Linked DNA regions of Homo sapiens: region 2 is linked to region 1. Evidence: read pairs that join two places in POLR2A ChIA-PET (ENCODE). Cell type or tissue: A673. All regions are shown on one strand. Links, peaks and the distances in the headings refer to the core of each region. The heading gives the core; the rest is flanking DNA. Region 1 overlaps SSH2 (slingshot protein phosphatase 2). Region 2 overlaps SSH2 (slingshot protein phosphatase 2).

The links. Peaks named below come from ENCODE experiments on the same cell type or tissue, not always from the same donor. Only the 100,000 strongest peaks of a DNase experiment are listed, where the experiment ranks them.
Region 2: POLR2A ChIA-PET joins it to region 1 with 9 read pairs; 3 of 35 experiments call an interaction of 5 or more read pairs at or near these places.

The regions. Positions count from the first base shown.
Region 1 is chr17:29,867,282-29,870,201 of GRCh38, forward strand. The region is part of intron 1 of SSH2 (slingshot protein phosphatase 2); the gene reads right to left. Among named protein-coding and RNA genes, the nearest start is that of SSH2, 61 kb to the right of the region's middle. In A673, for the core only: a CTCF peak has its summit at 687; no DNase peak of the experiment used is centred there.
Region 2 is chr17:29,765,437-29,768,356 of GRCh38, forward strand. All of the region lies in intron 3 of SSH2 (slingshot protein phosphatase 2), which reads right to left. Among named protein-coding and RNA genes, the nearest start is that of SSH2-AS1, 130 kb to the left of the region's middle. In A673, for the core only: no CTCF peak of the experiment used is centred there; no DNase peak of the experiment used is centred there; H3K27ac peaks cover 402 bases.

The sequences.
Region 1 (2,920 bases), core at 228-2,727:
ACATATTAGTTTTACAGTCTTTAAAACTGTAGCATTCTAGTTATTTATTTCTCTCCTCAGACCAATATATGAGAGCTATCTGTGGTTTAAATACAACCATCAACTTCCCCCAGCCCCTGCCACAAAAACACTTAACAAAAAAAATCTGTGTAGCTTGATTTGGGACCTGGACTATGAAAGTAAATTAGGTTTTAGAGATGCTAACGTGTGTATCAGGTAGTATGATCACTGTATGTGTGCAAAGAGGTGGAGTTCTGTTATTTCCTTACAGAATGAAGGTTTGAACAGCAAAAGGCAGATATTTTAGAGAAACTAAGCAACTTCAGAAAGGCATCTGAAGAAAAGAAGACACTGAGTAAGAAAGGAGGGAAAAGCATCCCTTGAACATTTGTCTGGGGATGTATGCCAGGAAAGAAAGACAAGTGCAGAAAGATCGCTGTTACTTAGAATGCTGAGACTACAAAGTTAGGTGTCAGATGATTGTGAAAAGAGCCTATTTCCTCGCAAGTAAAGAGCTCTATTCCTTCTTTAATAAATAAGAGAACTGAAAGATTTAGCTCTAGTATTAGAAGAGGAACCTAGATTGATATCAAGGAAGGCTAGAGATACCTAAAATTAAGAACTACCAGGCTGAACTGGGGGTAAAGTGAGTGATGGTCTTATATTTGCAATTAATTTCCTATATAGCATTCTGACCACAAGATGTCCTCACACTGTAACAAGGTCATTTTGTATTCTAATTGATTAAGTGCACTATGATGAGAGAAGCTGCCTAGAAGGAGCTAAGTGAAAGCTTGTAAACCTCAGGTATAATCTTTCAAAGAGATTCATTCCCTATTCTTTGGAGAAACAGTTATACCAATGATTAAAACTCTCTGAGAAGAATATCACCTGAATAACTCTCTAGGGCTCTTCTTCCCTGATCTAAACCCTTGACATGTACTAAAAACTCAGTTAATTTTGGGTACAGCAGAGGTAGTACCTACCCCTCAAGATCCTTGAATCCATAAAATTGTTAAAGATGAGAGAAGCCCAATTACACATTTTGTCCTAGTCTGCCTTTCTTCTCGGTCACCCACAGTTCAGTAGCCAACACCATAGGGAGGTTGCCAAGCGCCTTGGGGGAACCCTCATGGAGGCAGAAGACAAGGTGCTCACATAAAATTCAGTTCCCGGCTGGGTGCGGTGTCTCATGCCTGTAATCCTAGCAGTTTGGGAGGCCGAGGCGGGCAGATTGCCTGAACTCAGGAGTTCGAGATGAGCCTGGGCAACAAGGTGAAACCCCATCTCTACTAAAATACAAAAAATTAGCTGGGCGTGGCAGCTTGTGCCTGTAGTCCCAGCCACTTGGGAGGCTGAGGCAGGAGAATTGCTTGAACCCAGGAGGCAGAGGTTGCAGTGAGCTGAGATCGTGCCACTGCACTCCAGGCTGGTCGACAGAGCAAGACTCCACCTCAAAAAAAAAAAAAAAAACTCAGTTCCCACCAGGAAATTCTTGGAAGAAGCCCTGTCGAATATTGGTCATGGGCCTGCAGAATCCTCCCCGTTCCCTTGGATGGGGAGAAAAATTGGCAGACTTTTCAGTCCCTCTCATCCAGCATCATGGAAAATAACCTAGAAAAGTGGGACTTTATAGAATGCTAATAGAGGTAGCTCAGAGCTGATTACAGGTTGAGCAATGTCAGGAAATAAGTAAAGGGATAAGAGTAGAAGTGTTTCAAAAGATTCTAGCCATAAAATAGCAATGCCCCAGAGCCAGAGAACAGAGGAGTGAGAGTGTCTAAAAAGAGATGTTTCTCAAAGAAATGAACATTTCTCTAAACTAGTTTCCATCTTAGGAAAAGGATTTTGGAGATGAATTCAGAAATTGCTTCAACGGACAGAGATTCTAGAGAGATGGTCAATACAAGGGGTCTTACCTACTAAACCATAATTGGGAGGTGTCATGAGAACCACTGGGGTGAGAAACTCCCAAAAGCTAAAGGAGGATCTTAGTAATCTAGGGACTTCAGTAATCAAGGAATGCCTCCTACAATCAAGAGTGTTGGTTGCCCGAAATCCAAGCCAACCATAACTTAAAGAGCAGCTTGCTGGTGAGCGGAAGCTCAACTTTGAGGTAGGGCTTCAGAGATAGCCACAAGGCTGTCCCCTTGTAGTGTCCCTTGCCTAGGATGCTTTGTGTCTTTATGGAGGCCAAAGAGAAACACCTTGGGTCTCTAAGCTTTAGGCCAAAGGGAAGATTCAGGACAAGAATTTAGCCCTAACTAACAAAAGCAAGAGACTAGAGACCCAAAATAGGAGAGCATCAAGGAAGAAATGAAAGATCGGGGAACTGCCAAGTCATAGGGAAGAATTACCCTGCCCAGGGCAAGAGATTAGCAGAGACCCTTGTGAATAAGACCCCCTGATTATTGCCAAAGAAAAGAGTTCCTCTGAAAAGAAAATTGCAGGAAAGAATAAGCTGCTTTTGACAACGGCTTTTTCTCATAAACCATATGAAGTGCAGGAAGGTCGCCTGCAGAAATCAGTCTGTGTTGATCTCTGCACAGAGTGCAGGCCCAGTTGAAATCAGAACTCTCCTCATAGGCAGTAGGAATAGATACTAAATCATAGGTGTTTATGATAGTCATTGGCCTGATCCTAGAAAAAAACCTGGAGTTTAGGCATGGACTTCTTGCATGGGATATTGGTCGGTACTATTTTTTTTTTCAGGTTTGGTTTTAGGATAGGACCTTGGGTCCCATCCTAGCTTTATGTCTATTAAAAATAAAACTATTCCCTTTGGGCCCGCAATTCTATTTCTAGGAATTGATTATAATTATGTTAAATGACATTTTCCCAATGTTACTCATTGCAGCATTTATTATAATAACGATATCCTGGAGACTGGTTAAATACATTATGGTGTATCTATATAATG
Region 2 (2,920 bases), core at 305-2,804, 100 kb before region 1:
AATTTACTCTTTCACTTTAATGTCTGGCAACTTGAAGGTAAGACTCACCGTGCACCTTAGTTTATTCACTGAGAAAATGAAAATGTTTAGATTAGAGATTATCCTCTATGCTCTTTTCCACAAATCTGAAAAATAGCTAAAGTGGACAACATTAGAAAGTGGCAATGATGCTGATATCAGAAGTTCCAGATTCTAGCTGCTTTGTCTATGGGCAAACCTTAATCTATCCTAGCCCTACTTTCTTTAATCTTAAACTGAGGTAATGTTTACCTCACGGGCTGATTAAGATACAGGGACAAAAGGCTGGGCATGGTGGCTTATGCCTGTAATGTCAGCATTTTGGGAGGCCGAGGCCGGTGGATCACTTGAGGTCAGGAGTTCAAGACCAGCCTGGCCAACATGGTGAAACTCCTTCTCTATTAAAAATACAAAAATTAGCCAGGCGTGCTGGTGGGCGCCTGTAATCTCAGCTACTTGGGAGACTGAGGCAGGAGAATCGCTTGAACCTGGGAGGCGGATGTTGCAGTGAGCCAAGATCGCACTGCTGCACTCCAGCCTGGATGACAGAGTGAGACTCCGTCTCCAAAAAAAAAAAAAAAAAGATACAGGGACAAAAGTACTTTGTGAACAACACCAAATTCAAATTTATTATTATTATTATCATCATCATCATCCATAAATTGGTCAGTCAGCTTTCAATAATAGAAAGCTAATTGTATTTGTTTTCTTTCATTACCCTGAAGTTGACAAATGAATGAATGAACATTAAAATACCTGTCTGGGCACAGTGGCTCACACCTGTAATCCTAGCACTTTGGGAGGCGGAGGCAGGAGAATTGCTTGAACCCAGGAGTTTGAGACCAGCCTGGGCAAGATAGTGAGACCCTGTCTCATTAAAAAAATAAAAATAATGCAGGAGGCTGAGGCAGGAGAATCGCTTGAACCCGGGAGGTGGAGGTTGCAGTGAGCTAAGATCGCGCCACTGCACTCTAGTCGGGGCAACAGAGTGAGACGCTGTCTCAAAAAAAAAAATAATAATAATAAAGAAAAAAATAAAATATATGCAAATTTCCCCTATGTACCACCATTTCATCCAAGAAGTCTTTACTATGATTGTTTGCCAGGTAGTTTTACATTAACTCAGTATTACCGTCTGTAGTAATGTGAGATGTGCAGTGCTCAATTTTTGTATTTTTAAAGCTTTCATGTAATAGCTTTAACTTACATAATTTTAGTTTTAAAATACTTACTCATAAGAAAAAATGATTATACCACAGGACCTATTTGTATTTTTATGTTTTCTCTAAGGGCTCGATGTAGAAAAATAAACAGTAAGTTAATCCCCTGAGTATCAAAAGGAAGAAAACCAACACTTAGAATTACAGAGTAATGCAACATTCTGTCTCCTGTTAATCTGTAAAACACTAGGACAAAACTCTCAAGATAATATCTGAATTTTCACCAAGAGGTATCTTACTACACTTAGTCAATGGCATTCTTTATATAATACAATAAACCAAACTTTGTAAACAAAGGCACTTAAAAGCAATCATGTTTTGCAATCACCATGTGGCTAATTTTTAAAAAAAGAATATCTGACCATAGTTTTAAACACTGGATTAAGCAATGTCACTGAACCTTTATAGTCTTTTCCATGGAACTTTTCCTCCATAAGAGCAATGGAAAACACTGAAAAGATCTGCCTATCAACTCTAGGAGAGGTGATCTCTAAGGCATTCATCCCCCCATAGTCTTAAACACCATATGCTCCTGTAGGAAGAGATGCTGAAATGCTGCTTTCTTCAGGTTACAAAAGCCCCAAACTCTATTGTTTAGTAAAAATAATAGGTATTTACAGATCACTTTTCACATCAAACACACTTTACAAAACATTTAACCATTTAGTCCCCACTTTATCTCTTTAAACGTTTTCTTTTTTCTTTTTTTTTTTTAGACCTCTCAGGGATGAAACATTTTATTTTTTAAACTAGTTTTTTTTTTAAATAACATTAACACATGCTGAATGCTTAAATCTTTTTAGAATTCAGAAAGGTAAAATGAAAGTCACCATTCTCATTCTCATCATCTTACTCCCAGAGATGATTGTTATTAATATTTCCAGAAATTTTGCTTGTATATGCAAACAGCAATATATTGTAGCTGCTCTTTAAGAAGCATACATGCACACACACGCACACACACACACACACACACAGAATTATACATATTATTCTACTTGCATTTCCCCCTACTTATCACTATACCTTAGACATTTTTCCATGTTATTGTAAGTCTCCCTCATTCTTTTAAAGGAGTATAAGGCATTTTATTGTACAATCATATATAATCTATTTAAATAGTCCTTTACTTATGGGCATTTAAGTTGTTTCCAGTCTTTACTATTATATACAATATCACTATGAACATGTGTTTGTATAATTTTTGTTCATGTCATGACAGGGATATTGAAAAAAATATTTGTGCATACATGTGAATATACTTGTTGGATCAACACCTAGAGGTGGAATTGGCAGTTTGAAATATTTTAAACATCTTAGGACCTGGTAGATATTATCAAACTGCCTACCTAAAGAGTTTAGTTTTTTATTTTCCTGTGCATTATTAGTGTCTCCTGCTACTCCATGATCTATTAAATTAACTCAGGGCCCAAGATGCTCTTCTATACCCTGTCTTTTACACATTACATTAAAAGCTAAAAATATATATATTAGAAAAGTAAAATATGTTTATGGGAATAAAGTAGAAAATTTATAAAGAAAAATATTATGAGGAACTATATTATGGATTATTTTTTCCAAAGAACTACTTAGACTATAACAAGATAAATGTAAATTTTTTTTTTTTTTTTTTTTTGAGACAGGGTCTCGCTCTGTCATCCAGACTGGAGTGCAGTGGCACA